2 separate regions of the Mus musculus genome follow, and region 1 is linked to region 2. A link is a loop called in an ENCODE intact Hi-C map of the cell type or tissue named here. Cell type or tissue: left cerebral cortex. All regions are shown on one strand. Links, peaks and the distances in the headings refer to the core of each region. The heading gives the core; the rest is flanking DNA.

Region 1 (11,810 bases), core at 1,457-9,456, 1.6 Mb before region 2:
GAGGGTTAGATCCCATGATGCAATTGGCTCTCTTAGGAGGAATAAAGAACTCTGTTTAAACACACTGAAGGAAGAGCGTTCAGGGACACACTTTCAGAAGTACTGTTTTTAAGTCAAAGAGACAGCTTTACCAGCCATAAAACTAGAACACTGGTCTTAGATGTCTAGCTTTTAGAATTGTGAGAAATAATTTTCTGATGGGAACCTAAAGGATAAAATTTTGTTATAGTATCCCAAGCCTGAGTATTTCCCTCACTTCTCCCAAAATTACATTGTATAGTAAAAGAATAAATAGGAAAATATATTATAAGCCACAATGAAAAGCTTCCAGTCATTATTCTACTTCCTTGGTTATAAACAATGGAATAAATGCAAGATCTTCTTAAAGAAAGAAGGTGAGATAAATACAAGATGTTTTACATATATAGTAACACATAGTCAGACAGACAGACAGATATCTGTAGGACATCTTGCATTTATCTCATACTTATATATATGGTAAAACATCCACAGATACCCAAATTAAGGAAACATCTCACCTCCATACTGTTTGTCCTCTTATTTTACAGCCACAACAGGTTTTATTTTGATTTGAAGAAAACACCTTTCTGCATCTGTCTATTTTCACCTAAATATTTTACAGAGTCATTAATAAATATCTCAACATCTTCATCTTTTCCCTGTAGCACCGTAGTGTAAATATAATGAAATGCAATGTTCCTATGGCAATACATGTTTAAAGAATAGTTCACAATATGTGCTACTGAAAATGACAACTATATTTTTTTGTGGAATGTTGACATGTCAGTTTAAATTCAATGCCATATGTGCTTTTAATCTTTGAAACTTTATCATTTAAATACTTTGGTAGTAGTACTTTACATGAGATTGATCTCCAGTAAAAATTTCAGGGCACAGAATGATTTTTCATCAATAAAAATGTCAGGGTACAATACAATGCTTTCAACTATATACACCAAATAGTACATTTCTAGAATTTTCTATCAAAAAAGGTTTATTATTTGTTGATTTTAAGTGTGTCTCTCTGTGTGTGTGTGCACGTACATGTGTATCAGCAAGTGATTTCAGGTATGCATGGATACCAGAAGAGGGCCTCAAATTCTGTGAGGCTTTAGTTAACCACTGAATCATCATAATAGCCACATTTTTATAATTTATTTACATACTGAAAATGCAAAATAGAATTCCATTCTACATTTTTACACATGGATAACAAGATGAAAATAAACAATGAAAAGTTACGAATAACGATAAAGACATTGTAACCTGAGCCCTAATCTCTTCAGTTGACACCTTAGCATTTCATATTCTGAGGGGAATAATGGCAAGAAATGATGGTCATGTTTTAAACTGGAATAGGAAAAAGTTAACTCTTTCAGTATTTCTTTTTTTTCTTTTTTTTCCATTTTTAATTAGGTATTTAGCTCATTTACATTTCCAATGCTATACCAAAAGTCCCCCATACCCACCCACCCCTCTTTCAGTATTCCTATAAGACAAGTAGGAACCAAGAAAATTGCATAAAATGAAACTTATTGTAAATTATCATACCATTTAATTCTGCATTCATCTTTTGCCTGTAGCACCATAGTCTAAATTTAAATATAATAAAATGGTCCCCTTTAACTCTGAATAACCACAAATGTTTGTTCCTGAATGATAGAAATGAGCAAGACAGTTAAAAGTAAAGACTTCATAATAGAGTGGGCATAGGTTCCATGCGTACTTATTTATGACAAAATAGTTTCATTACCTCTGACAAATTTGCATAAGCATCAGTTTTCCTGTCATCTGAGAACACAGAGCATCACTAAATTGATGTACACAAATCACATGGCAAAACAGTTACTTGTCACTCCATTATCTCCAGGTTTGTTCTCCATGGAATTCTTTACTAGGTGTCAAGGAAACCAAATCATAACACACAGTCCACCATCCTTGCTCTCCTTGTACACCATGGTGTAGGAAATATTAATAAAGGAACATTTTTAATATGTAACAAAGCCATATCTTAATTGGATAGCTGTTTTGCTCCTGGGGAGTTAAACACTAGAGTAATCTTGAAGAATGAAAATTCCAAGTCAGGCTACATTGAAACAGACACACCATCTATGCAGAACACTATTTCCCCTTTTCAAAGAATGTGAAGAAACACACACACACCGGAAGGATGCTGTTGCTATAATCTGGCATTGGAGTCTATAGGATCTGATGGTGCTTTCAAGTTTCAACCCTTTTCCTCAATTCTGCAGAAAGATATTTAGATATTTAAAATAGTATAGAAGAAATGGTATAACTCTTCTAAACCAGAAATTGGCTTTGTTTGTTCTCCCATTAAAGTGAAATGTGAAAGTTGATGGGGAAGAGAAAAGGTGTGGCTTTTATTTCCTTTCATTTTGCATAAAGAATAACAGGTGTGCTTAGTTTTTCAACAACCCAGCATATTGCAGAACTTTTATTTTCACGGGAGGGGTGAATGAATGACTGTTTATTGCAGGTAGGCAGTAAAGATGCAAGTTTTTCAAGTGGCTGCAGGTGCTTAACTGCCTGTCAAGAATACTCTACTCTGTGATTATCGATGCTCCTCACACATCCTGTAATCCCAAACTCAAGTAAAAATACTCCTCTCCTTGGAGTCTTGGGCGGGCACTATGTGGCACCCTTGGAACAATCCACTTAGCATGCATGAAAATGACCTACTTTACTTTTTAAAAGAGGCATTAGTAACAGCTTTCATGTCAACAGTAGCCAGGAAGATCTCCTCAGTCCAGAACCTTTCTGAAGAGCTGTATGCTCAACAAAGGAATCATTTGATCTTTGCAATGCACGTCCAGTTTTGTTAATTGAAAGAGCTATACAATGAAAGGATTGCCTTACGTAAAACTGTTCATTATAACCCGTAGCCCCAATTCAGTAACCACAACAGTCACTTATTAAAGAAAGAAAACAATTACAGTTCAGAAAAGTCCCAAACCTATGACCAGAACACAATTCATAGATAACACCAAGTTCAAAACCAGCTTAACATTCCCCACTTAAAACACTGTTGGAAATGCAGGTGCCCAAAACACACCCTAGCATATCAAACCGAAATCAGTTGTATTCTTATTTTCAACTGCTTAGCATTGCTCCAGATTTCTCTCTTTCTTCACCTAGACTCCCTCCTTGGGTGGGTTAGCTTCTAGCTCTTCCCTTCACTGCACAAGGAAAGTCAACACTGAACTCAAACATGCAGACTCTGTTGGTGCTGTTCCTTTAGCAGCAGAGCAAATAGCTTGTGGTTCATTCCTTCCAAGGGGCAGTTTCCGCATCATCCCCAAACTCAGGAAGAATGTAAGGAAGTGATTCTGCCTGGTTGTCTCACACAGGATTCAACACGCTGACTCACTCAAGAAACTCAGACTGCACTCATGCTTTCAGAATGACACTCGACCGGACCCTGCATACTGCATGGTTGTTACTTCATCCTTACCTTAACATGCTTGGCTACTCAGGCAATGAATAGCGTGGTCGCAGCTCCTAACAACACAAGTTTCTTCTTTTGCTCAAAATCCTCCTCCCTTCCACTATTGCAACCTACAGTTTCTCCTCCAAGTGCTCACATACTGTATTTTCTTATTCTCAGCCAGCCAGCTTCTAACTCAACTGGGAAAGGACCACTCAAAATACCCTGGATCTTGAGAGAATAAGCTCTTGTAGAAACAGCGGGGGAGTGGCGCACGTCCCTCCTGCAAAGGGTCCTAGCGCCATCTCTATGCAGTATCACTTTTCGTTTTCTGTCTCTATCCACAGAGATTTCGGAAAGACATTGAAAGAGAAACCTGCAGCCTCCCAGCCTTTCCAGTACTTGGGAAACAGAATAATTGCAGCAAAGCTTTGGTGAACTCGAGCGCGGCATATAAAGAAAAATCAGGGTTCCAAATAAAGGAACAAAATAAAACAATCAAGAAACCATCGTAGCAAAAGTTTCCGTTTTTTTCCGGAATGATTTCCTGCTCTCCAGTCCAAGCAAGACAAACTTCCAGAGGGTGGATTCTTTGCAGGGACTTCTGGCGGATCTCTGATTTCTTCACATTGTGGTTTAGCGGGCCCATTTGTGCAGTAACCAGGCATCCCTGCCTTAAGTACTGAGTAAGTGCAGTAGGAGCTACCAGGAGACATATTCCACAACCTCTTGCCAAAATTTTGGAAAGGGAAACTAAATGGGCTGAATCTCCATGCTGCCCCATCCCCACACCTTTCTCCCGCTGAGTCTTTCGCTTGCTACCATCCAGTTTTTAATAAAAGCAGAAAACCTGAAATGAGTCCTGATCCAAAAGCTGCCTAACACAAGTCCCTGAGCAGTTCTTTGCAAGAGCATGTAAGTGAACTTCAGGAGCTCTTTGAGACAAAGTTACACCGGGAATGAGCACAAGGGGATGTCGCAAGATTCTGTTCAAGAAATGATGCCCAGGCTCTTCGGTTTAAAGGATGTCAAGGAGCCCCTTTCTCCTTAGGAAGGTGTAGCAGACACTCCACCGAAGAAGGGCTCTGGTGCCCCGGAAGGGTGGTGATGGGAAAGTGTCTGAAGTCCTGCTCTCTCCACGTTCAGGGTACCTGGAGAAGAGCTGACCACAGGAAACAGCCAGAAGTGGAGACTCGAGACAGGGCGGGGAGATGGGAGGTGACAAATCGGACTAAAGTACTCCTTTAACTGTAGAGGAGGGACGATGTCGCCAGCCTACCCATTCTGGGAACCCCCGGTGAAGGCTTTCTTCTGGCTCTCGCCTGTGGCCTGGGGCCGCGATCGCGAGGCTGGGCGTGCGTGTTGGTGCGCGCGCGCGGGAGTGTGCGTGTGAGCGGTGCGTGTAAGCCGGGCGTGTGTGCGCGCAGTCCGCGCGCTGAGTGTGGCCGCCGGGACCCAGCAGCCCGCCGCCCGCCCGGTGTCTCTCCTTCCCAGCTCCTCAGCCACCTCACAGGGCCTTCCACCACCCATCCCTTGGCTTTCCGGCCTCCGCTCAAAGTTTCCTTGGCGCAGACGCTTGGGCGCAAGGGCTGTAGCCAAGACGCCTTGGTGGTGGAGCGCGATCCTCGGCGTGGCTCTGCTGCCAGCACCTGCTCTGCACCGAACCTGCCTGAGCGCAGGTTTTCTTCCCACTTGGCGGGAGCAGGGGGAGGGGTGCGGTGGCGAGAATCAGAGAGGAGCCCCGGCTCCTGACGGCGTACCCAGCTTGGCTATCCGACGCATCTGTGGGGTCACGGAAGAAAACTGGATCCGCAGCCAAGTTGCCTGAGCAGGGACAGGGAAGGTTTCCACGGCCATCCAAGGTTGTCCCTGTATCAGTCGCCACAGGCGTGAGGGTTTGGAGACACCTAGACTGTCAGGGCTTTAGAACCGACATTCCCTTCCTGACCCCTTTGAAAGGAAAAGCTGACAGAGCTGAGGCAGGAGGACGCCTAAAGAAGCCCGGAGACTCCTGTGAGCTTCATCCTCCTTGGCTTTGGATTTTAAGGACACGAAGGGGCATGAACAACATGTCAAGGTAAGAGACCGCAACCCAGCCGCTTGAATCTCCTGAGAGAATAACTTAAAATAGATGCTGGGATGCGGCGGGGGTAAGGTAAGTTACATGGAACCCCCTGGGCTGTTGTCACGCAGCTGCACAACCCGTGTGAATGGCTCCCGGCTGGTAAGTGGAAGACCAGCCAGACCAGCCGGTGCAGATGGTTGAGAACCGGTCGGCAAAAGGGAGTGTCCTTTCTGCACACTTCTGGATACCTACTGGGAACTGCATCTGGAACTGGATCTTCTGTCCAGGCTGATTTACATCTGGGCTTGGCTCTTGTTTTGTTTTGATTTTCTGTTCTGGTAAGGTGTTTCTCTAGCTCCTCACACCTATCCCATCCTTGCGATAGGGAGCAGTGGGCCCGGGTCTTGTCAAGAATTGAGTGGCAGGTGAGGATGGAGCAGGCTGGCGGGATGCAGAGCTCGGGAAGTGCACAGGGCGGCCGGGTCTGCCCTTGCAGCAGCCGGCGTCGGAGCACAAGCTCCGCGGGTAAACTGCGGTTCGCTTGGCCTCCGCTAGAGGCTCCCAGCGGGCGCGGCGGAGCCGGTGGGTGTGGGGGCGCCGGGCGGTGGAGTGGTTGCTCGACGAGCGAGCCTGGTGGCTGAGGCGGCGCGGCATAGGGGGTCCAACCCAGCCTGGGCGGGAGACGTGAGCCCGAGTCCCGGCGCACCACCCAGCTGGGCGCCCCGTCTTCGGGAGGCGAGTCGGAACCCAGGCTGTGCTCTGGAAAGCGGTGCGGGGAGCCAGAGCCACTTCGGGGATGCAACCATAGTCAGCGCCCTGAGGGCATCCCCAGGAGGTAAAGCCTCTCTCTCCCCTTCCAACCCAACCCAAGGTCTTCTCAGGTCTCAAAGGGCAACAAGGGAAGGGTGGGAGGTAATCTGTGAGGTCCCTTTCTAAGGAGCCTTTCCGTTTTCTCTGTGGCTTTCTGGGGATCATATGAACTAATCCTTGGTTTTGCCTGCTACTCTGGACACTTGCTTCCTTTAAAGGCAAGTTTTGTGTCTATTTTAAAAAAATGTTTCCTACTTAATATAATTTTGTTGCCAGAGAGTGCCCAGTGGCTGGCCATCACTAATTGCTTGGAGCTCAGCAAGGCGACCTGCTAGGTCCCCTCTGAGCTGAGATGGACCAGAGTGCAAAATCCCAGGGTTGGGGTGTGGTGAAGAAAAGGGAGTACCACACCCTCTGCTCTCCCTCCCCTTTCCTTGTCACCTGCTTGGGAAGTCGCCCATTCAGCCTTTGACTGAGCTCCTAGCCCAAGGGACCTTCTCTGAGAACAGAGGAAAGCTGTTGTAAGACTTAGAGAGTAGGGTAAAGGATGAGTAGGGATTCATGCCCAGAACATGGAGGGGTGGAAGAATGGTGAAGTTAAGGCAGTGGAGAAGGTGGGGGCAGGTTGTTGGGAAAGGGCCTTGAGTTCAGATTATTTGTGGAAGCAAGATTCTTCACATTTCACAGTGCCTTTGACATTTTCTAGTATTTTCAAAACCACAGATCTCTCTGATAAGTACTCACTTAGCCGTGGTGGACAATGGGTATATTTAACTGTAGTGTATAAGCCACAAAAAAACGTAAATATATATTTAAGATGTTGTGCATACTTGGTGAGAATATCCTATCCCTGTCAGAGAGCTGAAAATACATTTTCCAGGGTGCCTTGTGAAGTTTGTGCTTATCACGTGTGGTCATTTTCGACTCTAATGAAATTTTAGAGTGTACTAAGGGTGGTCTTTACAGCTCTTGAGATATTAACCCTCTTATGAAATAGTACTCAAAGGATAGGGGGAAAGATGGATCATTGTATTCTAGGAATAACGAATACAAGCCAAGACCCAGATAAAGATACTGGGCCACAAGATAAAAGTGAAAAAAAAATCAGAACTAAGAAGCAACGGTTAACATTTAAAATAGAGCTCTTTCTCAGGGTGCTCTCAACATCTTTATTAGTGTATTTTATTTTCAATACAGCTGAATGCAAGGCAGACAATACTGAAGCTCTTCTTGCTGAAAGCCAGCATATATGTATTGGGATAATGCCAGGTATTTTCACCTTAAAGTTCTTAAGTGAGGCAATTTCCTATTGATGAAGTGGTTTAGTGATCATTCATGTGGAAAGCATCCATTATTTGCCTATTGATTAATCTAAATATGGAACTTAATTTTTATATAACACTTGTAATTTAATGTCAATGGAAGCTAGAAAATATATCGATGCTTTTTATTACTGAGTGTTTGTTACACACTATCATCTGGGCAACATTTATGTAAAGTGTTTCAGGGGAAGCAAGAATAAATGGTCCCCAGAAAAAGAAAAAAAAAGTTAGTTCTTAAAATATATTACCTTGGAAATTTTATGAGCATAACAATATCTTTACTAGTCTATGTAGTTATCCACACAGGCAGCCACAAAGCATGTATTTGTATTAATAAACAAAGTAAATTAAAATTTTGAGTTCCATTAGGTTTCTGAAAAACAACAAAAAGCAAAAGATTTTTTTTTAATTATAAGAAATATGTTTGAGGTTTAAAATGCCTCAATTTAAATAAAATTTGATTCAATCAAACAAGTGATTCTATTTTGCGATCTCAAATTAAATCTTGAGACACCATCTCTAAAATATTTTCTCCCTAGTAAAGGGGATTTTAGAAAAGTCCAAATACTAAATACTTCCAGGAATGCTCTGGAGCTGAAAATGGCCTGCGTCCTATGAAACTTCACGAGTGGAATAAGAACTGATAGGACGTTGTCACAAATTAATTGGCTTGATGCTTCAATTAAAAACTGATTATTATTTGGCTCTGGTAGTCATTATGGTTGATTTCATTTGCTCTCCAGATATTCTGGGAAAGGACAATAGGTGGAAATGTTTTCCTGCAGTACAGGGAGAGGCAGTCACTGGACGCAGACAGGCTTGTCAGTTACTGATTCTCCAATCTGGTTGGTTTTATCCAGAAGGCAGAATGTTAGATAGGAAGGACAATCAATTTTCTGATGTTATATGAACATTCGCCTCATTTTAAAGTCCCCAATCTAACTTGCTTATATAGTGGTGAGATGATACATCACCTAGTCACATCCTTTTATGACTTAGGGGTTACTTCAGCATTATGAACTTCAAATTCTGTTTAAACATAAAACAATATATATCCTAAAAGAAAAAAAATGGAATTTGTAAAAGATGTTTCTTAAGGAAATAAAAGTAGAGCAGCAAAGACAGTTACGTCCTAGGTCTCAGCTTGCCTTTCCCACTGAACTCACCCTCGTAATCTCAAGATTTTATAGTTTATATATAAGATTATTTTCTTAAAAAACAACACAGATGCTAGCTATTTTACAGTTAGTAGATCTTAATTCATTTTTAAATAGGTGGTAGCCATTTAGATGCCTTTTTCATCTGGCATCAACTCCCTTGCTGTTGCTTCTGGGAAGCAAAGAAGGATGAATAGTCAATGGGCATGAATGGGCTGATGTGGAGCTTCTGTGTTTCTATTTCCAGTGACTTAGATACATTGTAGTGGCCAGTGTTTCTAAATGTGCCCTGTTCATCCTGAGCAGATTGCTATTGGCAGTTGGCAGTGAGTGCATCTGTTCCAAACAACATTTGGGAAACTTTAATTCCATCCAAGCATGTATATACATATGCTTAGATGGAATTAAAGTTTCTCAAATATATACACACACACGTGTGTGTGTGTGTGTGTGTGTGTGTGTGTGTGTGTGTGTATCTTCCATTAAAGTCAGGTAAGTTACTCAATATCCATGAACAACAGTTTTAAAGTATTTACCTTGTAGGCATCTGCTCTGTAGCTTAATCTATAATTCTAAACTCAAGCCTCATGTAACATTTTAGTTCTTACAGTAGTATTGGCAGTAGAAAATCTGATATCCCCTCTGACCTATTTCATTTTAGTGATTTTAGTGTCAGTAATCATAGAGCTAAGTCTTTATTTCATTAAGTTAGTTAGCAAGAAACTAGTAGATATTGATAATTTTTGCATTGTAATAAAATTCTGAAACTTGAAATAATTATAAAGTCCCTTGAAAAATTATGAAGACCACTATGATTTGTAACTGGAATGTAATTTGCTGTGTTTTTAGGTGCATTTACTGGCTAATATTAAGCACAGCCTAGCTGTATTACTTGTAAGTCAGATATCATTTCCTTCTTTTGAGCTTTGGATTCACTGTCAATATGAATTTACTTTCATTATAAAATGAGTAAGGCTAAATGCAAGCCTAAGAATCCTGGCTAGAAAACAAATTGCATTTTGGTTCCGATAATAGAATGTAATATCAATCTATCTATAAAGAGAGAATTATCATCATTACAAAATTAATAACCAAATTCCAGCATAGCAGAAATATATGCAGAAATTTACAATTCCTATCACATCCCAGATTCTAGACATGGCACTACAGAGTAAAAGTGTAAAATGGATTCTAAATTGGACTGCATAAAAGGATTTTGTGTCTTCATACAGTTTCATTTTAATATAATGTAACTATGGTTAGCATCAAGGTATCTATCTAGTAGCCAGCATGAGAGGAAATAATAAGCATAATAAGTGTATTGCTCCTGGTGTACCCTGGGAGGCAGCAACAGTGCCTTTTGGGAAATGTTGATTTTGAAATAGAGGGCTTCATTGTTCAAAGGGAGGTGCCTTTACTATCCTAATACTTTTTTTCTAAACTTGAACCATATACATATACACACCCTTGTGTGTGTGTGTGTGTATGTGTGTGTATGTGTGTGTATCACAATACCCAGACACATGAATATGTGTACAGTGAGGAGAAAGATATTGGGAAATTGGTTAATTTGAAGACATATAATGACTAGAACTTGCTTATGATTATAGATCACATCACATATAGTTCATTTTATACATTTTCTCTGTACATAATCATGTTTAGTCTCAGTTGTTTTTAATTATATAAATTAATATGTAAACAGTAAGTGATGATAATGTTTTCTATTTTATATCTGAAAGATAATGGTATTTGTGATTCTTTTATTGTTTGAGAATTTCAAATATGTAATTGGGTCAAATCTACCCCCATTCTGTTCTCTTTAATTTCACATCTAACAGCCTCCTTTTCTCCTCTTAAATTCACATGCTCCTTGTCAGTTTGGTTTAATGCACCGAGTCCATTTAATGCGGCCTGTATGTACATGTGTGTGCTACTATGTCCTGGAACAAAACTAGTCTCTCAAGTACCACATGTCTGAATGAAAACTGAAAACCATCGATTGTCAATAGCTCCTCAGTAGGAGTAAGACTTCATAAGACACACTTCAATTCATCCTATGATTTTAGGATGCTTGATTTATGGCAGGTCTTAAGCAAGCAGTGTCAACCTTTATGAAGTCATATGGCAATGATCCTTGCCCATGAATAAAAAATGGGGGTTTGCCTTGGCATCTATTCCCTTTCACTGTTCTCTTTCTTTCTGTATACTCTTCTAAGATGACTGCTGAGTTCTTTGGAAGTTGGAGAGAAGGGTGTTATATAGATGTCCAATTTATAGTTGAATACTCTGGTCTCTTATTATTTTCATGTTAAGAAGTTATGACTTTTTATGGTAATCACCATCTTCTTCACAGAGCAATTTCTCTGAAGAGGGTTTAGAGATGCACTTATTTGTAGGTATAAAGTCAAGAAGTGAGAGGGCATGGGAGTTAATTATGCTCTCCATTTAGGTGAATAGCAGTCCTAGATACTCTTGTAGGTGTTTGTCCCAGTTAAAGATACCAGGCATGCACTCCATCTTGCAGATTGACATCCTCAGAACACAGTTGTTTACTCCCATAATGGCGTTGTTTTTATTGACAAGTAGGCATACTTTACATGGTATTATTGTTATTCACGGTGTTTAACCTAGACACTCAGAATATATCATTTTTCTCCCCTGGTATTATGCGTAGACCTCAAAAGCTATGAAGACTAGTTTTAACTTTAATTTTTTTTTAAATTCTATTTTAATGATGGTTCTTAAATGCTTTAACCTTTCTTGTAGCCTACTACCCACCAGAGGTAGTAGAGAAGAAAGAAATCTTTAGAAATTCTTAGAAAAGTTCTTTGGAGAAATTCCTGTCTGTGCTGTCTGGAAATTAGCAGTTCAGTTCACAGGTTAGCAGGCATCAGCAGCTTGGTCCACTCGCAAACACCTCAAGGATACACCAGCAGTCCAGTTCCATAGTCACGTGAGCAACAGTGGTGATGTGACCTATCAAGGAC
Region 2 (11,810 bases), core at 2,096-10,095:
CGACACTGGTCAGCTCTATGATAACCCTTGCCACACTTAGAGCAAAGAGTGAGAGTCCCTCCCTGTTTATCTGGAGCTCTGCAATCTTTCTTAAAATGCCCAGGCTTTCCGCAGTTAAAACATGTCCTCTGATTATTTCTGCCCATGGAGCGGTTTTGGGATTGAAGGATGGCAGCCGCTAAACCTGCATTGCTGAGAGGTCCCCCAAGCTCTCGACAGACCCTGAGCCAGTCTTTTAAGCCTTTGTTCTTTCTTGGGGCTATGGCCGCTCGGCACTCCTTTGTGGCTTGCTCATAGATTAGCTGTTCTATCAGAGGCGCAGCTTGCTCTGACTCTCCAAAAATACGCTCTGCTGCCTCTGTCATTCTGGCCACAAAATCTGAGAAGGATTCCTGAGGTCCCTGGATTATCTTTGTTAACTGCCCAGTGGTTTCACCTGCTCGAGAGAGCGCCTTCCAGGCCCTAATAGCCGTGGAAGAAATCTGGGCATAAGCTCCCCAATGGTAGTTTGTCTGATCAGCAGAATAAGCTCCCTGACCCGTTAACAAGTCAAAAGTCCAATCTCTCTGCTCTGGAGTCAAAGCAGCTGCGTTTGCTCGGGCCTGCGCTTGTGCAGTTTCATGCCAAAGAGCTCTCCATTCCATATATTTGCCCATACTAGGGAGAGCGGCTTTTACAACCGTTTGCCAGTCAGCAGGAGTTAGTGCCATGCCGGCGAGCCTGTCTAACTGCACCAAGGTAAAATTAGCATTGGTTCCGTATTTACGGACCGACTCGGCAATTTCTTTAATTTGTAAGTATTCTACCGGAGCGTGGACACGCCCACCCTCGGCTCCTTCAAAGACTGGAAATGCCTGTTGTATTTTCCTTTGTTCCTCTCTGGGAATGAATGAGTCTGCGCACTGCCTCTCTGCGCACTGCCTCTCTGCGCATCTCTCTGCGCATTGCCTCTCTGCGCATTGCTGACGCACTACGCAGGGCGGGGGCTCCGCATAGGGCGGACCTTGAAGCCGACTGCCCTGAGGCCAATCAGCAAACTGGCCTTCGCCAGCCGCTTTTGGCTTCCTTAACTGATTAGCTAGCACTTTACCTGGCTGGTACCCTTTTTTCTCATAATGAGCTGCTTCTTCCTCCCAGTCTGTTTCTTCAGAGGAGAATTCTTCATCTGCTTCAGAGCTACTAAGAGCTGGCTTCCTGAGCTCATCTAGTGACGAGTATCTCCTAGAGACCTCCGCTAATCGATCTTTTTTCTTTTCTTTTTTCTTTTCCTTCCTTCTAATCTCTCCCCAGGTATTCTTACCTGACCTAAACTTTTCCTCGGGTTCAAGACCCTTGGAAAGGCCTGTATACTTATTTTGTGTACCATATTTTCTCTTTGCTCCTACTCTCTCTCCCCGCTTTACTTCTGATAGATTGTCCTGAATTTCATCTAGAATCCGCCCTATCTTAACCACTTGATAACATGTGAAAAGGAACAAAAGGGCTTCTAACACTAGAAAAAATTCAAGGCCAAACATATTCCACTTTACTTCTGATAGACTGTCTTGAATTTCCTTAGAAAGTTCAAGATCAGACTTACCTCGTAAAGCTGTACTCACTGGTACTCTCGTTCCCCAGCTGAAAAGTTCTGAATTCATACAGTTGAATCCTTCTTAACAGTCTGCTTTACGGGAACCTTTATTACCGCGACCCGCAGTTCTGGTTCTGGAATGAGGGATCTTCCCTGCGCCAGTCCCGAGTTTTTTCTCGTCCCGGAATTCGGCACCAATTGTTATTAGACGCGTTCTCACGACCGGCCAGGAAAGACGCAACAAACCAGAATCTTCTGCGGCAAAACTTTATTGCTTACATCTTCAGGAGCAAGAGTGTAAGAAGCAAGAGAGAGCGAAAACGAAACCCCGTCCCTATTTTAGGAGAGTTATCCCTCGCCTAGGACGTGTCACTCCCTGATTGGCTGCAGCCCATCGGCCGAGTTGACGTCACGGGGAAGGCAGAGCACATGGAGTGAAGAACCACCCTCGGCACATGCGCAGATTATTTGTTTACCACTTAGAACACAGCTGTCAGCGCCATCTTGTAACGGCGAATGTGGGCGCGGCTCCCAACAACAGAAAGAACTGAGAGCACGTCAGGGGAGACCTTCTCACCCCACGGAAGTTCATACTGCCGTGTAGCCGAACTTCTCCAGGAGGCAGGTGGCCTCCCTGAGAATCTGAATTAAGTCTTAGGTCTTGCTTTCAGACACACGTGGGAATACACCCGTCAAATTTCACAGAGCTCCTGGGAATCTGCACAGCCTGCGAAGCCCTGAGTCGACCCCAGCCCCTGAACTGCTGGCCCAGAAGTAGACAGAACTTAAACAAAGCAGAGGTGGGCCAAGGGTCACATAGAGGAAAGCAAAGAGGTCCTTCCACTTTGCAGAGAAAGAAGTGAACAGCTGGTTTCCCAAAGCGGCCAGGAGTCTAAGGCCTCCTCTAAGGACATGTCACCAATGGTGAAGATGCTACAGAAAATGCTCGCAGGTGAGCATCACCTTGGGAAGATGACTTCAAGGAGGCCTAGACCTTCAACCTCATGTGCAGAGTAGGAACATCCCAGGTTACTATTTTAAGATCATGGGAGATACAGCTTCTTCAAGAGGTAACTATTGATATTTGTTTTGTTCCAAAAATTAACTATGTAAAATCAAGTGGATGTTCCACTAGAGTATGAGAAATAAGGAGAGAGAAGACTAGATTCGTCCCAGTCAGGTTTGTGAGGTGAAATGCCTGTGGTGGGTGCTAAACACCAGCTCACACAACCGTCGTGATGGAACCCCTTCAGAAACTCCTAGTCAATGGAAAACCAGTGAGCCCATGCATGCCCTACCTAGGGGTGAGCCCAGAAGCACATCCTGCTGTAAGCTTCCACTCAGTAGCCGTGACAGCGTGCACCTTGATTTTCCTGTGCCTCAACATTCAACTCTGTAAAATGGAATGATAGGAGTGATCATGGAGCAGAAAGTGATTGACTGACTATGAGACATAGAGCCCGGGGGAAAGGAATATATGCCTTTCCCCCTTGCAAAGGAGAGTGCCAAGGCTTGACTAAGCCTGCAGATGAAGCAATCATGCTGCCTGGCTATTCTACAAACAGCCCACTGCGAATGCCCAGTGGAGATCTATTGGTTCAGGTTATTTCAATACCATCCCCATTCTTTTAAAATGTGTGAAGTCAAGCCCTGGTTTCTTTATTTTTAGCAGAACAAAGAGTCTTTGTCACTATTTGGTGTGTCCTCATTGAGACCCAAACATATAGATTTCCTTGGGCTTTTTAATTGAGGAAGCAATTTTAAACTCTGTCAACATCGGCCTTATTAACCCAGATGGTGTTAATTTGCACAGCTCTGCTTAGCATCAGTGTGTTTCCTGTGCATTAAACAGGAGCTGCCTCCTTCTCCCAAGCCCTGCGTTCACCCACTCCTAAGACACACATTGTCCTAGCAACAATCTGCATAGTATGTGGATGAGCTCATAGAGATGAGTTGGAATCCCTTGAGAGGTAGAATGGTGTCGTTTAAAGACGCCTGTATTCCACACATCTGTATACATCTGTATGTATCCAGAGGGCAGAGGCATTAAGAAACAATGCAATTCACACTGTGTTTCAATATTGCCATGCTTCCCAGATTGCTTCCCAGTAAATACCACTCCTGACAGTCACCTGTAATTGATTACCCTGCCTTGGCCAGCAGTTTCTATTGTTGTTATTTGTAATGAAACTGGGAGCTCAATTCTCAGCAACATCCTAGGGTCTCTTAGAGGCTATTTTATAAAATTAAAGTTTTTCTTCTATTAAAAAAATAAAAAATAAAAGCTTTCTAAGTACAAAAGTCTGAAGTAAGCCTGGCTTGCTAATTAACTGGGAGGCATTAGTCTGCATACATTCTTAGTGCTTAATGAGGGGTTGAGAATAAGCTAGATTCTCTAAGCGTGTATTATCTGCAAGTCTGTGTCCAAAGGGCTTTGTATATGCAGTTTTGTCTAATTTTACTGTCACAACCAACCTTGGTCAGTGGTGCTGCTCTTGAGTCTTGCAGCACAAGGAAAACAACTTTGAGGCAGGAAGATTCATGATATCATCAAGCATACAAAGGCAGTGGCCCTGGGATTCCTTACTCTAAACCTTGAGGAGTATGGAGCGGGGAGTGGGGGAGCATGCACTAGTGTGTGTGTGTGTGTGTGTGTGTGTGTGTGTGTGTGTGTGTGCATTATAATTCTTTCTCTGGCTTTTTACCCTTGCCCTCACTTTTCCATTCTTCTGCCCACTCCCTTTCATTTTCCCAAGCTAAAGTTATCTTCTTTCAGACTGATAGCTTCCTCTGTCCATCTTTGTGACACAAAGCACAAGGGATCTCTTGGTATCATGACACCTGTAAGAAGCCACTGGGCCTTGAGGAAGGCTGGACCATTGTTGCAAATGTGTTTGTTCTTAAAACTTTTAGTTTGATTTTTGTTCCTTGGAAGAGACTCCATATGCATGTACCACAATCTACCTAACGTACACCCTGTCTGCCTGAGATGAAGGCTCGTGTCTACTGACTCCCAGTCAGTCCATTTCAAGACCCGGAAGTGGAGATCAGCACTGATACACTAAGAGGAGCTTATAATTACACGTGTGACTTCTTTTGGTTCCGCTCAATTACTGCAATCACCTTGTTTCTCTAAGTATCGACACACAATTTTCCATGCCTGTTTTCTTTCTTGGTCTTTGTCTGCTTATTGGCTAGAAAATCAATGTATGCACTCCACTCTCACACCTCATGAATCTGAGAAAACCGAACAAAGTAACGCTTCTGTGGCACAATTCCCCTGACCGATGCAGGTGTAGTCGCTCAGTGTCCTGTCGCTAAGGCTTCATTTTCCATTCTGAAACAAACGTCAAAGAGATGACCGTCCCAGCATCCTGGTGCTTTCTGTGTGTTAAGCTCCCAGCTGAGTAATTTTCAAACCCCAAAAGGCAGGTGCTCCCCTCTTTGTAGAGATGAGGAGCTGGAAAAGCATTGTTAAACACAAATAGGAACTGAGAAGGAATGAAATCACTTCCTGGGGAAAGAGATGAGTGAGTTGAGGTAGAGATGCTATGGGCTTCACTCCGATTGAGGCTGAACACACGTACTAAGCACTCGTCAACAAAGCTTCACCTCGTGAAAAACTCAGTCTTTCATCTCTCTAATAATTACTATTGCATGCATGGCAGAAAGACCATAGAGAGTCTAGACCATACAAAAATGTCCACATACGCTCAGGCTCTTTCCTGCCTCCCTTATGATTGCAGAGAGCACATTTGGAGGGTAGAGATACTCTACATGCCAGATATTTTTGGTTGCTGGCCCTTCAGGTTGGTGTTGATTTCTGTCTGCTAACCAATTTTGAAAATATGTACTTATTATGCAGATGCCCTTTAGGGCTATTGTAGCTCCACGGAGACCTATGACTTTCAGGTCTTGGCTCACAGACCATTGGCCCAAGTAATCGCTAAAAGCTGGTAAGAGTGTATTTTGTCAACTTGGATATCCTGCATGAGCACTACAAATCTTGCAGCATTAATAATAATAACCTCATTGCATGTTCCCATGGTAGATTTTCTTTTAAATATGTGTGTGTGTGTGTGTGTGTGTGTGTTTTCTTTTTGTAATAGTAATAAAAGCCAACTCCAATGACCCGTCCCTTCTCCAGGGGTGTTTGGCACAGTGATGCACGAGCCCACTTAGAGCACTCGGTGTGCATGTGTGACTCTCAGGCTGAATCCGTATGTCCCAGGCAAGCTCACATCCTTGAAAATAATGGCCTAAAATAGGAATGCTGACACCACCTTAACTCAGACAGCACAAATGCAGGGCTGTAATTTCCTATGCTACTTAATCTCCTGGTACAAAAACCTCTGCTGCTCGGGAGAATTCTTCATCTAGACCAAAGGGGGAAAAATATCCTCTCAAGGATGTAATAAGTTAACAAACCAAATTAGTATGTAGTGGGGTCTGTGGCTCTTATCATCCGCATTAACCTCGGGGCTCTCCAGGGCTAATATCTTTAGTTGTGCTGTTTCTTGCTTGCTGTCTCCAGACCACTAACCTTATTTCTCTGTTTCTCTATGGGAGAATTGAAAGCTCTGGTCTCCCCAAATCTCCCTCTGATTTTCATTCTCTTTGGTAGAGCTCAGCCCTCGGTGTCCAAGGTCAAATGAACTAAGCCCTTTCCAAGAGAAGCTTACGACTGACTGACACAAAAGGGGGCCACACTTTTTAGCAGACCCTTGCACCCACATCATTAAAATACTTCTCCATTAGAAATGCAACTTCTTTATGCACGCAAGGTCTTCAGCAGTAGCACGTGGAGCAGCAGCGCCACCTACTGGCTTACTTACCAACATGATTTTTGCTTCAGCGTTGGCTGAGGATTGGTCTAGGTTGTGTGTAACCAATACCACCTAAAGGGTGTTGCTCAGTGTGGAATGCCGATGCCTACTGAGGGTCAAAATTATGCCACATTAATATTTTTTGCTTTTATTTTCCTGTTTAATAGTTTTATTTATCCAGGGTCCATTTTTTTTATATGGAAGGAAAAATAGAAAAGAAAAAAAAAAAAAAAACCTGAAAACACAAAATGTTTCCTGTAAATCCCTGAATGACATCTTCTCCGGGACCCTGTGATTGCTGCAGCTCACCCTTACATGTGTCCCTGTTGGCTTATCGGGAGCCTGCTTGCACAGTCGACACTATGGTATATGGTCTGCTTCTGTGTCTCATAAAAGCAAACAGTGGTTCACTATGTGGTTTTCACCTATGACAGAAAAAAGAAATCCTGCTTTCCCTGAAGTTATAGGAAAGATGCATAATAAAATATCACACTGCTGAGCTACATGGATGGCTGAGCAGAACAGAGGACACACCACCCTTTCAGAGGGTCTGAATTCAGTTCCTAGTACCCCCTGTCACTCCATTTAAGTCCTGACGTTCTCTCCCAGGCTCTCCAGTGCCTGTTCGCACATGCATACACACACACAACTAAAAACAAAATAAAATTTAAAACTTTTAAAATGATATTGCATCATCGTACCTCATCACAGCTCACATAACAACATGATGATGGAAATACCTCACAAAGAAGATATGCGTGTGGCAGGATGAACGGCTTAATGATTGAATGAACTTGGTTGATGCTGTTGCCAAGGAAACCAAAGTCATAAATTCACCCTCCCCCCCAAGAGAAAGTTTACAGGTGCTCAGTCTCCCGGGGAGGGAAAGCTAATATTTACATATGCAAAGCACCTTTAGGGATATCTGCTATCCTACTGAATTAATAAGCTAGTCGGTTGTGATCCCCACTTACAAAGAAAACAGTGATCAAGCTTTTGCCTAAGGAGACAAGCCAATAAATGATAACTTAGGAATTCAGATCTATATCTGTCAAACGCGTGTGATATTTCAGCACTGTGCTCGGTTGGCTCTCTTGGGGATGAGTCCCCTAGTGACATGCGAAGAGTATCAAAGCATCAGCTGCTCCTTCAGAAATAACTCCATGGGCCTGCTCCAAGGTGATAAATAGCATCACCTTCATCAATGACAGGCAAAGAACACACTAGACACCGGCTACAGAGAAGACAGTTATAATACACCCTTCCCAGAAGAAAAATGGCAGTGCATTTCCAGAAGCTACGGTTAAGTTCATCCAGTCCTGCCTTCCTCTCACTCAGCAGGTGTCAGCATGGAAATGATGCTCTCTGTCCTCAAGAGCTTGAAGTATCATATCTCTCTTGAAGATTATACGCCAATATTTTCTTCATTTTTTTCTCCCTATTCTCTGCCCCACAGCCTCTGGTTTCACTGTGTTACCTGTCAAGCTTCCAATTCATGGCCTCACATAGTATTCGTGCTTCTGCCTCCCATGTAACTGTGACTGTGGCCTCACAAACATGGCTGGGTGACGCTGTCCTTGAAGTTAGTATAGATAAACCCATCTGCCAACAAGAACTGCCAACAATGCTTTTGGGGTCACCGACAACTTCCACCTGTAAAGATCCAAAGATTAATACTTTGTCCTCAACAGCTCAGGGAGGAGAAATGATGTCCTGAGGTCGAAAGGTGTTAGTCAAGGGTGATGTTGGCCCACAGCCTTATAGAGAGGCTAACCGTCTTGATATATGGTGAGCTTTCGGCTACATCATTGATTTTCATACAAGGCAGGAATAAATGTTAAAATTGCAGTACAGAGTCAGGCACGGTGGCTCATGCCTTCAATCTCTGTACTTCGGAGGCAGGGGCAGGTGGATCTCTAGGTTTGAGGCCAGTCTGGTCTACAAACAGAGTTCCAGTATAACCAGAAAAACTTGGTCTTGAAATAAAACATTACAGTAGAAGATTAGGACAAACAAAAAATCAGCAAATGGGTATTTTCCAGAATTTGGTATATTTCCTTTGTATACACATCTATGAGACAGATAAATGGAAACTTCCTTTAGACTGGGTCTCACTCTGTAACCCAGAACAGCTTCAGACTCATGCCAACTTCCCACCTCAGCTTCCTGCTACTGTCAGGACTGCAGATGTCGGCTACCAAACCTTGCTAGGTATACAATTTTTTTTAACCATTTGGAATATTCCTAACATATATAGATATGTACTCTGGGCATACATATTTTTATGCACATTCTTTTGTATTCTATGCATATATGCAAATACGGCTGTATATATGACATTTGCATATAGCCAGTTAAGAAAAATATGTTAATTTTAACAGTAAACTCTACAGTTACATCAGAGAAAGGGTGGAGCTTAGACAGAGCACTTTGTAAGTTTAACATAAGAAGTAAGCCCTTCCATCTCACCCTACCCAATCTGACACTAGAGCTTATGGGGGAATGAAAAATTACAAAACAAGGGGGTGGGGAGTATATGTGGAGCTTATGAAGGCAACAAAAAAGACATGAGCAGACAAAAGGGAACCAGGAAAAGGAGACAGGGACTCAGTGTGGTGGCAGAAAGCTACTCAGGTTAGCAAGAGCATGGAATCCAAGCACATCACCCACACAAGGAATCTTAAGGAATGAGTGAAAGAAGAGACGATTCCCTGCAATAAAGAAGAAGCCGGATTCAAACCAGTGGAGAGCCACTGTGTTTCCTATTTCCAGAGTTCAGAGACTGGGAGACTTGGGTGATCTATTCAGGCAGAGAGCTAAACTAGCACCTGAGTTCTGGCTTTTGAAATTCAGTGCATGCAGGCTTGGAGCTCACCCACAGCGTTCAGTGCTGATTCTTTGCAAGCCTTCCCAGGAGATTCCACAGACAGTCCCATCTACTTGCTCTTCTTGCTTATCTGGTGGAAATCTGAAGACCTGGGTCTAGGTTCATTGGAGTTGGATGGAATGTCCATGGCAGACAAGCCTTTGATTAGCAGAATAGCCAAAGGCCTCATGCAATGTGTTACATGTGAGACGCTAAGGACTTGAAGTTGGATGATGCAGTTGGAGGAACAAGAGGCTTAGGCTAAAGATATCAGGAGAGACAATTGGATACTACATGCAGTCACTTCTAGAATGACAGATAAATAAGGACGAAGTTCTGACCTTGTGTTGCCCAGCCTTGGCACTGAAGACAAGCAAAGGGAACTGAGACAGAAGGTCAGGGTGGGAGAGATACAAAGAGGGTCTTCTGTTTATTGCTTTTGTTGTAGATTCTTTCCTTTACCTTACTGTCGGGAAAACAGTCTTAGATTTCTGATGTTCTTCAAGGGAGGGTGCACAGGAGGTGATTAAAGCCACAAAACGACAAGGGAAAATTTGTCCTTTAATTTTAATACATTTTTTAGAACTTTATTACATTAAATTACTTCCCTAAACACACTTTGAGTCTTCAACCAAAATAGGAAAAAATTGGCTGGCTAGCAAACGCTTAACACCCCACTTCACACCTCTGCTGCTGACCCTAATGTAAAGAAAGAAACTGTGCAGCATGCCAGGAGGAAGTCTGTTGTTCTCCGAGTGACTGGCCTGTTCCAGAAATCCCAGAATCAATCCAATCAACAAAATATGAGGATAAGACACAGGCACAAAGATGCAGATGAAGGCTGCACAGTGCTGGAGCCAAGCCCTGCACTTAGGCATGGCACGAAGCCCCGTGAATTCTCGAGAACAACCTCAGCGTTTGTGACTAGAGTTTAGGTGGGAAATGAGCACAAGTTTGAAGATGACAGCCTAGCAACTGCATCTGAGCTCACGACGGATCCAGTAATTATGGGTAACCCTGCTCACAGTCAACAGATTGCATTAAAAGAAAAGGTCTAGAATATCGCATTATACTCTAATATAGTCTCAAAAATAAAGGAAATCATTTAAAAGAAAGAAAGAAAAAGAGATTTACAAGTGCATAAACCCTTCTTGGACTTTTTTTTTCCTGACCCAAAAAATGGGATTATTCCTCTAAATCTATACTATCAATCTTATCTATTCTAGTCTACGGTCAGTTCTCCAAGTGTGGGTTCACTGAGGATGACTGGAAGACGTATATTAAATGTGAATTTTTTTTTAAATATTTTTATTAGGTATTTTCCTCATTTACATTTCCAATGCTATCCCAAAAGTCCCCCATACCCTCCCCCCCCACTCCCCTACCCACCTACTCCCACTTTTTGGTCCTGGCATTCCCCTGTACTGGGGCATATAAAGTTTGCAAGTCCAATGGGCCTCTCTTTCCAGTGATGGCCGACTAGGCCATCTTTTGATACATATGCAGCTAGAGTCAAGAGCTCCGGGGTACTGGTTAGTTCATAATGTTGTTCCACCTATAGGGTTGCAGATCCCTTTAGCTCCTTGGCTACTTTCTCTAGCTCCTCCATTGGGGGCCCTGTGATCCATCCAATAGCTGACTGTGAGCATCCACTTCTGTGTTTGCTAGGCCCAGGCATAGTCTCACAAGAGACAGCTACATCTGGGTCCTTTCAGCAAAATCTTGCTAGTGTATGCAATGGTGTCACTGTTTGGAAGCTGATTATGGGATGGATCCCCGGATATGGCAGTCTTATGTGTCAGAAATGTCACTTCCTGCTACACTCCCCATTCATTCTTCCTTCCTTAATTTCTCTTTCTTTTCTCCTCTGTGTAGTCAGTGTTTCTGAGATACTGTCTCATGTACCGCAAAGGGTGGTTTCAAACTTCCTAAGTGACAAGGGTAATCCTGAACTCCTGACCTCTGATCTCAACCTCATTTATTTGTATGTTCAAGTTTCAGAATCAAGTGGAGAAATCTTCGTTTTCCAAAGACTCCAAGCCAGATATTTCAGGGGAAATACAGTTTTCCTTGGGTCGTAAACTTAAACATTAGCTACTCTGCAAAGTTTATGGAAACAGGAAGGCATTGGATCTTTTTCCTATGTGTGTAGCTATGAATAGATGTAACCTTTGGTCTAGAAAAGGAATGTAATTCTTAAGCACCTCAGAGTGATTTTATTGTGGAGTGGATTCTACCAATTAAGTTGTAGAGAATAACCAATACATCAACGAGAGAGAGAGAGAGAGAGAGAGAGAGAGAGAGAGAGAGAGAGAGAGAGAGAGGAAAAGATAAAGGAAACTGCTAAACGAAAACTCCTTTGGCATCAGAGCTCTTCAGGCCTGTGTAGGCAACATGTGTGCTGTTGTCCAACTGCCCTGGCCCAGTGGATCGATGCCTGGGCCTGCTGAGGAAGCTCTGCATCTATTCCTTTCCAAATTTACAAGGCTCAGTTTGGTGGTTTTCTTTTTTCCAAATAAGGTAGCATTTTACAAAATTGTTTCCCCTC

What was found. Peaks named below come from ENCODE experiments on the same cell type or tissue, not always from the same donor. Only the 100,000 strongest peaks of a DNase experiment are listed, where the experiment ranks them.
Region 1: it touches region 2 in a loop (3.0-fold over the local background); 4 of 42 quality-filtered maps call a loop at or near these places.

The regions. Positions count from the first base shown.
Region 1 is chr4:36,944,814-36,956,623 of GRCm38, reverse strand. It overlaps Lingo2 (leucine rich repeat and Ig domain containing 2), which reads left to right and starts at 4,880. Exons shown (of 8, transcript NM_001165999.1): 1 at 4,880-5,543. It overlaps Gm12371 (predicted gene 12371), which reads right to left and starts at 3,658. Exons shown (of 2, transcript NR_151511.1): 1 at 3,494-3,658. In left cerebral cortex, for the core only: CTCF peaks have their summits at 3,762, 6,085 and 8,432; DNase peaks (open chromatin) are centred at 6,065, 6,782, 8,456, 9,087 and 5 more places; H3K4me3 peaks cover 7,262 bases; H3K27ac peaks cover 4,120 bases.
Region 2 is chr4:35,367,660-35,379,469 of GRCm38, reverse strand. No RefSeq gene overlaps it. Among named protein-coding and RNA genes, the nearest start is that of Gm33672, 44 kb to the right of the region's middle. In left cerebral cortex, for the core only: a CTCF peak has its summit at 6,386 (motif pointing left); DNase peaks (open chromatin) are centred at 3,455, 4,843 and 6,382; H3K4me3 peaks cover 188 bases.